Regions from separate parts of the Homo sapiens genome. Here region 1 is linked to region 2. The links are chromatin contacts, found by Hi-C or POLR2A ChIA-PET in ENCODE. All regions are on one chromosome and are shown on one strand. The core of a region is the stretch at or near the end of the contact, and the rest is flanking DNA. Distances in the headings are between cores, read along the strand shown. Region 1 overlaps ZNF710 (zinc finger protein 710). Region 2 has its middle 24 kb from the start of ARPIN-AP3S2.

Region 1 (4,537 bases), core at 1,384-3,883, 120 kb before region 2:
GGCGGGGAAATAGACACAGATGAGCTGCCTGATTGTAGTTGTGCTGGGAGTGGGGGAAGGGAGGACATATCAGAGAGAGAGAGAGAGAAAGGGAGAGGGAGAGAAGAAATGAAGAGACAGGGAAGGGGGGGCAGAGGAGGAGCCTGAGTGAGGGGGAGGGAGAGAGAATGAGGCTGTGGAGGCCAAGAAACAAAGGCGGGAGGGGGAGGGGCGTGCAGTGACACCGGAAGCCCAGGACTGCCCTATTTCCCAGGGCTCGGCACCTCCACCTCCCAGGCCTGAGGGCCAGGCCAGCCCCTGGGGAGGGAACAAAGACTCATCGTCTGGGGGCCAGCAGGGGACCTTCCCCACCCAAGCAGGGACGCCGTCTCCTCAGAGCTCTGGAATCTCTAACTGTGACTTCACCTACGGCTTTGCCCCATGGGTCCTGTAAAGGCTGGGCAAGTCGCCTGGCTCCTCCACCTGTCTCCATTTCCTGATCTGTAAAATGGGCACAAGAGCCTACTTGGAACGGGAACTATTGACCTACCTGCTGGTTACCAGGGTCCCTTCCCCAAGCTGTGACAGCACCTCCTCTCATCCCACACTGCTCACAACAGTGCTCCTTTCCTCTCATGGGGACCCCATCACTCTAGGAGCAGAGGAGGGTCGGGTGGGATCAGGGTGGCTGGTGTCCCTTGGGACACAGATCTCAGGGCAGAGAGTGGGTGAAGACACCCAAAACCTGGTCTCGCACGACAGGAGCCATTTTGAAGGAAGAACCAACAGGACCTTGTGGCCACCTGGACACTCTTTGACTAGTTCCCACCACCAGGGAGATCTCAAACACCAACTGAAGGGCGGGCGCGGAGGCTCACACCAGTAATCTCAGCACTTTGGGAGGCTGAGGCAGGCGGATCACTTGAGCTCAGGAGTTTGTGACCAGCCTGGGTAACGTGATGAGCTCTCATCTCTGCAAAAAAAAATGCAAAAATTAGCTAAGTGTGGTGGCATGCCTGTAGCCCCAGATATTTGGGAGGCTGAGGCAGGAGAATCGCTTGAGCCCAGGAGGCGAAGGTTGCAGTGAGCTGAGATCACGCCACTGCACTCTAGCCTGGGTGACAGGCGTGAAACCCTGTCTCAAAAAACAAAACAAAAAAAAGTATAGAAATAAAGAAAAAGCAAGCAAGCAAACAAACAAAAACAACCAATAGACAGAGGTCTGGGGCTTCTGCCAGGCCAGGCTTGGGACATCACCAACCACCCGTGATCAATGTAATTTGATGACTATTTCCTGAAGGTCCAGTGAGCCCATACTCCCTGACACAGCCTCAGCAGTGCCTCGAACTTATCCTGGAAGGCAGGCTTGCCTGTTGGCTCCTCATCTTGGCCTTGAATCACCAGGTTGCTCAGAGACTGCAGTCTCCAGCCCTGCAGCTGAACCTCTGACTTTTTATTTATTTATTTATTTTTTGAGACAGTGTCTTGCTCTGTTGCTCAGTCTGGAGTGCGGTGGAGCAATACTGGATCACTGCAACCTCTGCCTCCTGGGTTCAAGCAATTCTCCTGCCTCAGCCTCCAAAGTAGCTGGGATTACAGGCGCCCACCACCATGCTCGGCTAATTTTTTATATTTTTAATAGAGACAAGGTGTTCACCATGTTGGCCAGGCTGGTCTCGAACTCCTGACCTCAGGTGATCCACCTGCCTCGTCCTCCCAGAGTGCTGGGATTACAGGCGTGAGCTACTGCGCCCGGCCTGACTTTTTATTTTTTTAAGAGATGGGCCTTCCTCTATTGTCCAGGCTGGAGTGCAGTGGTGCCATCATAGCTCACTGCAGCCTCAAACTCCTGGGCTCAGGCAATCCTCCTGCCTCAGCCTCCCAAGTAGGTGGGACTAAAGGCATGTGCCACCACACCTGTCTAATTTTACATTGTTTTTGTAGAGGTGGAGTCTTGCTAAGTTGCCCAGGCTGGTCTTGAACTTCTGGGGTCAAGCGATCTTCTCACCTTGGCCTCCCAAAGTGCTGGGATGACAGGCCTAAGCCACTGTGCCAGGCTTGAGCCACTGATTTAATGCACATTTACTAAACCTATTAGGTGCTTGCTTGTGGGTAGATAGAAGGGGCAAATTAAAGTTCTCACCCTTGGGGAGTTGACTTGCGTAAGCTCAGTCCACATGAAGCACCCGGATCTCTGGGAGGCGGGGGCTGCAGTATGGGGGTGGGGTGGGGTGGGGACAGGGACTGAGGACTGGCTTCCGTGGAGGCAGTTCAGGACCCAACAGAGCAAGAGCGGGGAGGGGGCTCCTGACCCTGGGTCTGGCATTCAAGCCCTCCAGGATGTGGCTCTGGGCCTTTTGCCCCTTGGAGTCCAGGGCCCTGGGGCTGGAGAGGCTGAAGCTGGAGTGGGCGGGACAGGTAACCAGGTGGGAGGAGAAGAGGAAGTTCCAGGCCTGTACACCCGCTGTGAAAAACATGCACGGGATTTCACCGCCTAAGGAAACCAGCCTCTTGGTTTCCCCTGTTGTCCTCCTCGCAGGAGGCTTCAAGGGAAACTCTACTCACATGCGCAGAAGGGAAGAGGAAGCGAGAGCTGGAAGGCCTGTGCCTCGGGGCCCCTTGCCACAGTCTCACTTCTGCCCAGCCCACAGGCCTCAGGAGCCAGAGGCCCAGGGAGCTGCCGCCGGCACGGGGGAGGGGCAGGGGAAGTTCGAGAGTCTCTTCCTCCTGCGATCCTGTCTCTGCCTTGCTTCCCCTTTCTCTGTGGACAGATTCACTGAGCCCCACCTCTGGGAGTCAGAGTGGCTGGGCCCCTGACACAGGGCCACCAACCCACAAACCCCCGTGATGCGCACCATACCCGGCCCTGTTAACAGATGAGGAAACTGAGGCCCAGGGAGGGGAAGGGAATGGTCCAAGGTCACACAGTGAGACGGTGGGGGAGCAAGGGCTAGAATGCAGGTCTCCGGCCCCGCAGCCCCCACAGCCTTTTGGTAGGCGGGATGCACTGCCCATGCCTTCATTTGCTGCCCAAGATGGCTCCCAGGCAGGCTCCACTGCCCCTCTGCCCCCAACTCACCGATGTTTCCTACCTTGGGGCCTCTGCACAGGCTGATTCCCCTGCCAGGACTGCCCTTCCCTCGAACTGGGTGAATTTCCCATCATCTTTGAGGATTTAGTGCAAGCACTGCTTCCCTTGAAGTACATGAGGACAGGATGAGGACCCTCTCTCAGCCTGAGACCATCACTGTCGTGGTAAATCATATGCGTCATCTTGGCTAAGCTATGGTGCCCGGCTGTGTGCTTGGCTAAGCTAGATGTTGCTATGAAGGTATCCTGTAGATGTGACTCACATTTACAATCGGTTGACTTTAAGAAAAGCAGATGACCCTCCATAATGTGGGTGGGCATCAATCAGTTGAAGGCCTTAAGGGCAAACATTGAGGCTTCCCAGAGAAAGAATTCTGCCTTGAGACTGTAACTTATGAATCTTGCTGAGTTTCCAGCCCCCGGGTCTGCCCTGCAGATTTTGGACTTGCCAGCCCCCACAATCACAGGAGCCAATTCCTTAAAAGAGACCTCTCTGTGTACGTGTGTGTGTATATGTGTGTATATATATATATATATAAATATATAGTGTCTCCTACTGGTTCTATTTCTTACTCTAGAACCCTGACTGATACAATAATCACACTGTGGATCATCTCCCCTGACAGCCAGGCCACCCACAGGACAGTGACTGCAGAGGAACAGAGGGGGCCCAGCACGGGAGTGTCTCTAGAGAAAGACACCAGCGTACAGAAAAGGGAAGAGAAGGAAACTGACAGTCGCCAAGGGACCAAGACTGAATGCGGTAAGTGAGATGGAGAGTGAAACTCTTGCCTGAGAGTTCTACCAAGGCTTTGCTCTTCTCTGAGCACCTCACTCCCAGGACAGTCCTGCCTCCTCCTTGGGGTGGTGTCCAGGCAGCATAGGGAAGGGCCTCTCCAAATTAGTTAGCAAGAGCAGATGCACACTCTCAGTGACCTGACCTTGTCCGGTGAATCAAGCCAGAGGGCCCTCCCCACCCCAAGTGCCTTCTTCCTTGCCTTCCCCTGCTAATGGCAGAGTCCCCAGGAGCTCAGGCCCAGGAGCTCTGAGTGCTTTCTCACCTGACGCCCTCCCAGGTGAGAGAGCCCCTCCCACAGGGCCTGCTCTGACAACCCTCGCTCTCTTGATCCATTCCCCAGGCCCGGGTGCACCTACACCTGACCTGGGAGCCACGCCTCTGCTTCTATAAGCTGAGGGCTGAGGTGGGTCTGACTGCCACAGGGTGGCCCCTGTGTGAGGATCTCCCTCCTCTAAGAGGTCACAGTACCCTAAAACCCAAGGATATGAGGGGTGAAGCCCCCATGTCGAGGCATGAACTATTTTGATGTGACTTCTCAGACACAAACTCTTGTGAAGACAGAGACCCTGGGTCCACAGAGTTCCAGAACTGGTATCGTTTGATCAGAATGCCAATACCGGGGTCTCACTCTAGACCAGTTAAACCAGAATCTCTGGGTTCAGGGCCTGG
Region 2 (4,597 bases), core at 859-3,358:
GATTTCATTTCTTTGGGATATATAAATCACATATGGTAGCTTTATTTTTAAATTTTTGAGGACTCTCCATGGGTTTTTTTGTGGGGGAGACAGGGTCTTACTCTGTCACCCGGGCTAGAGTACAGTGGTGTGATCATAGCTCACTGCAGCCGTGGTCTCCTGTGCTCAAGCAATCTTCCCACCTCAGCCTCCTGAGTAGCTGGGTCCACAGGCACGTGACATCACACCCGGCAATTTTTTTTTTTTTTAAGTAGAGACAAGGTCTCAATATATTGCTCAGGGTGGTCTTGAACTCCTGAGCTCAAGCAATCCTCCTACTTGACTGGGATTACAGGTGTGAGCCACGTAGCCTAGCCATCTATCTATATATACTGTATTGTAGTGTATATAATTAATCTAAAGTCTCCCTGATTTCTCTGTTTCCTGAGTTTGGTATCTCTGTTTTAAGGTTGTGTTTTTCCTCAAATATTTTTTGATTCCTGGATGTGCGACTGTCTTTTGTATTTGAGCATCCTTGTTAGCTTTCACAGAAGACCTTGACAATGGGCTAGTCATAGGTATTGCTCACTTCTTGCTTCCTAAAGAGCAGAAAGTTAATTCAGTTTGGGCAATTGCATGTTCAGCCAGCTCAGGTAACAAATCATGATTGTTCTAAATCAATTGTTGTAATTCCAATTCCGTTTTTTTTCCAGCCTCTCTTGCAGCAGGGCTGATGTGTGACAAAGTTCTGGCCAATGAGATGTAAGTGGAAGCCTACTCAGGAATTTCTGGGAAAACTTTTACTTTATCATAAAAGGGACACTTTTATGAGTGAAAACTCAGTGACACCACATCTTTCCCTTCTTCCTTCGACATGATGTTGTGTCCGGAGTTGGTTCCTTCCAGTGGGTTTGTGGTCTGGCTGACTTGAAGAATGCAGCAGCAGACCTTTGCGGTAAGTGTTACAGCTCTTAAAGGCAGCACAGACCTGAAGAGTGAGCAGCAGCCAAGATTTATTGTGAAGAGCAAAAGAACAAAGCTTCCACAGTGTGGAAGGGGACCTAAGCAGGTTGCCACTGCTGGCTGGCCGGGCGGGGGGGGGGTGTGGGGGGGGGTGTGGAGGGGAGCTTTTATTCCCTTATTTGTCCCCACCCATGTCCTGATGATTGGTCCATTTTACAAAGTGCTGATTGGTCCATTTTACAAACCTTGGGCTAGCTACAGAGCGCCAATTGGTGCATTTTTACAGAGCACTGATTGGTGCATTTTACAAACCTCTAGCTAGCTACAGAGCGCTGATTGGTGCATTTTACAATCCTCTTGTAAGACAGGAAAGTTCTCCAAGTCCCCACTCGACCCAGGAAGTCCAGCTGGCCTCACCTCTCAATGTTATATCTGAAGTGCGGCAGCCATCACATGACCATAAGGAAGCTGTATACTAAGGATGATGAAGTGGAGAGGTAGAAAATCTGTTTTCTGTATAGCTTCCTTGAGTTAGAGACACTAAACCTGAAACCACCTATCTCTAGACATCTCGTGATGTAATTTAATTAAATGTCTTTTTTGCTTGAGTCATTATTAGTCAGATTTCTTATTATTTGCTAAACATTACTAACTAATGTGACCAGTGTGTGACACTGTGACTGTTTGCTACATCCTGAATCCAATTATTATGGTAGAGGAATGGGATACTTTGCTGGGTGGGTTGAGCAAGTAGCTTATGTTTTTCTCGTGTTGGTGGTCTTCCAGAGCACTGCCTTACTTTTTGAGCTCAAGTTTTCACCCTGCTACTCCTTTTTTGTTGTTGTTGTTACAAAATATTGAAAACTAATAAGATGTTTATTGAAAGAACAGCAACACAAGCCAAAATAAACCTATAACAATAGACATAATGAAACAAAAACCAAAATTCACTGGGGAGGAAAAAGATTTAAACAAACATCCTGGGAATTCCTATCTAGGGCACTCCTTTGTGTGCCAGGCGCCCATTATGTGTCAAACGTCATCTGATAACATCGGTGAAAAATCTTCATTCACACTTTCTTGGTGCAGAAGACATAGACCTGATGACGAAGTCACTGCGAAGTGGTTTCTGGAAGTGTTTTCTGGTGGCGTCTTAAGGTCGCGGGCCGACCGAAGGCTCTTGGACGCTTGGAACATATTTGTAGGATTTCTCTCCGGAGTGGATGCGCTGGTCCTCCTTCAGATTCGTCTTGTAGGTGAAAACTTTCTTGCAGTCTTTACATTTGAAGGGCTTCTCCCCTGTGTGGCTTCTCTTGTGGCACTTCAAGTAGGACTTCTGGGTGAACTGCTTCTGGCAGACGTCACACGTGTAGGGCCTCTCCCCAGTGTGGGTTTGCTGGTGAAATTGCAGGCCTATGCCCTGCCTGAAGCGCTTCCCACAGAGATTACATTGAAAGAATCTCTTTCCTGTGTGTGATCTCTTGTGGATGGCTAGCTTGCCTCAATACTTAAACCTCTTATTGCACACCTCACATGCAAAGAGCAGCAGTTCCTTAACTTCTTGGCCATCGGGGTGACTGACCGGGCCCGCAGGGCCTGGGGGATAGACTGAATTTATCTCAGCTTGTCCCTGTCACCCTGCTACTCCTGACTGCAGGCAGAGGCCTCTGCTGTCCTCTGTTTGGTACAAGCAGGGGAGGAAAGCAGGGAGCCAGACCCTTGTTCCTACTGTGATGCCTGAATTAACCACCTTCATGGTGCCCCAGAGCTTCCTCCTCTTCCCCGTATCTACCGTCTCCAAGCTTAGAGCCCCTAAGATGCTCTTGACTTGTAGAGCAATCTTTTCTTGCATGTGGTTTAGGCTGTGGTTTCCTCCTGTAGTCTAGCTTCATTCTCCTTCTGCCTTTCAGAGGTTCCTGATCATTTATGGTCTACTGAGAGCACTCTGTTTTCCAGTGTTGCCACTGTGTGTGTGTGTGTGTGTGTGTGTGTGTGTGTGTCTGTGTGTGTCTGTGTGTCTGTGTGTATCTATGTGCCTACTTCACATCTGATCCAAAAAGTGTGATTTGTATTCATGAAAAGAATAGGCCGGGTGCAGTGGTTCATGTCTGTAATCCTAGCAGTTTGGGAGGCAGAGGCAGATAAATCGCTTGAGCTCAGGAGTTCGAGACTAGCTTGGCCAACATGGCAAAACCCATCTCTACAAAAAAATACGAACATTAGGCAGACGTGGTGGTGTGTGCCTGTAGTCCAGGTACTTGGGAGGCTGAGGTGGGAGGATTGCTTGAGCCTGGGAGGCGAAGGTTGCAGTGAGCTGAGATCACGCCACTGCACCCCGGTCTGGGCAACAGAGCCAGGCCCTGTCTCAAAAAGAAAGAAAGAAAGAAAGAAAGAAAGAATAGTCAGCCTTATTTTTAAATATCTAAATTCTCTCTTCTAGGACTCTATCTGAAGAAATAGCAGAATTATAGTCGAAGTTTTATATTCAAAGATTTCCTTTCCAGCAGTATTTGTGTAATAGGATTAATATCTTACAAAGTATCAAAGAGCCTTTCCAAGTACAGAACCTTCTGTGTGTGGCTTGAAGCATCCAGCCTGCCTAGAGGCAGAAGAGGTGTGGGAAGTAAAAGTATTAAGGTTTACTAGAATTCATTATTTCTTTGAAATTGATACGTGTCCCTATAATCAATGTTTGCTGACAATAGCTGTTGGCCAGGCAGTAGTTTCGATATGGTTGTCATTGTCTGCATATATGAAAACTTGATCTGAAAACCTTCTATTAACACCTTCTATAAGATTAAAAGAAGAAAAAGGGACAGGAGGTGCAGCATAAAAACCTGCAGAATGAGGCCAGGCGCAGTGGCTCACGCCTGTAATCCCAGCACTTTGGGAGGCTGAGGCGGGTGGATCACTTGAGGTCAGGAGTTCGAGACCAGTCTGGCCAACATGGTGAAACCCTGTCTCTACTAAAAATACAAAAAATTAGCCAGGTATGGTGGCGGGCACCTGTAATCCCAGCTACTCAGGAGGCTGAGTCAGGAGAATCGCTTGAACCCGGGAGGCAGAGGTTGCAGTGAGCCGAGATCGTACACACTGCACTCCAGCCTGGGTGACAGAGCAAGACTCTTTCTCAAAAAATGAAAAACAAAAAAACTTGCAGAATGAGTGTCAACAGTTGGGAAGGCAATCCCAGAGGCAGTGGTGGAGCACTGGATGAAGAGATCCCGTATCAACAACTCTCTCAATGCACAGGCAGCAATGCTGTATAGAAAGACACGGTCATTATCGACTTTGATATGAAAAGGGGTTCAGAAGAATCAATGTCTACATCAGTCTCTTCTGTAAAGAAGTTATAGAAATACCTTCCAACTATTTCACTGAGATTTTCCTTTTTACATATGCACAAGATGATATATAAAAATATATGTCTAAATAAGTCTAAAAAGAGCTTTTTGAATGAGTGTAAACCAAAATTCTAAATAAGAATGCATTGTTCACAATTTAATTGGCAGTTTGTTTTTCTTTCTTAGGAGTACCTAAAATAACAGTGCATCTTACAACTGATGGTGCTAGTTGTGGTGAAATGCAAAATTATAGAAAGTATGAGGAGAGGAGAAGTAATTAATATCTAGTTCTGACATTCAAAATAGATTAT

The links. A loop is a pair of places that touch in the nucleus more often than their neighbours do. ChIA-PET counts read pairs that join two places held with the same protein, here RNA polymerase II (POLR2A). Pooled maps may share reads with other maps.
Region 1: a loop to region 2 is called in a pooled map, with 5 times the contacts of the local background. The contact joins two enhancer-like sites. A Hi-C loop is called at or near these places in 5 of 50 pooled maps. POLR2A ChIA-PET finds 5 or more read pairs at or near these places in 5 of 52 experiments (AG04450, BJ, Panc1 and 2 more).

The regions. Positions count from the first base shown.
Region 1 is chr15:90,057,772-90,062,308 of GRCh38, reverse strand. The region is part of intron 1 of ZNF710 (zinc finger protein 710); the gene reads right to left. Among named protein-coding and RNA genes, the nearest start is that of ZNF710-AS1, 22 kb to the left of the region's middle. RefSeq lists enhancers at 2,510-2,559, 2,570-2,629, 2,750-2,869, 2,695-3,406. Within about 2 kb of position 2,633, at least 23 of the 41 ENCODE cell types and tissues checked have a DNase peak (open chromatin) inside an H3K27ac peak, as active enhancers do.
Region 2 is chr15:89,934,467-89,939,063 of GRCh38, reverse strand. It overlaps the pseudogene LOC100421368. Among named protein-coding and RNA genes, the nearest start is that of ARPIN-AP3S2, 24 kb to the right of the region's middle. Within about 2 kb of position 2,108, at least 4 of the 41 ENCODE cell types and tissues checked have a DNase peak (open chromatin) inside an H3K27ac peak, as active enhancers do.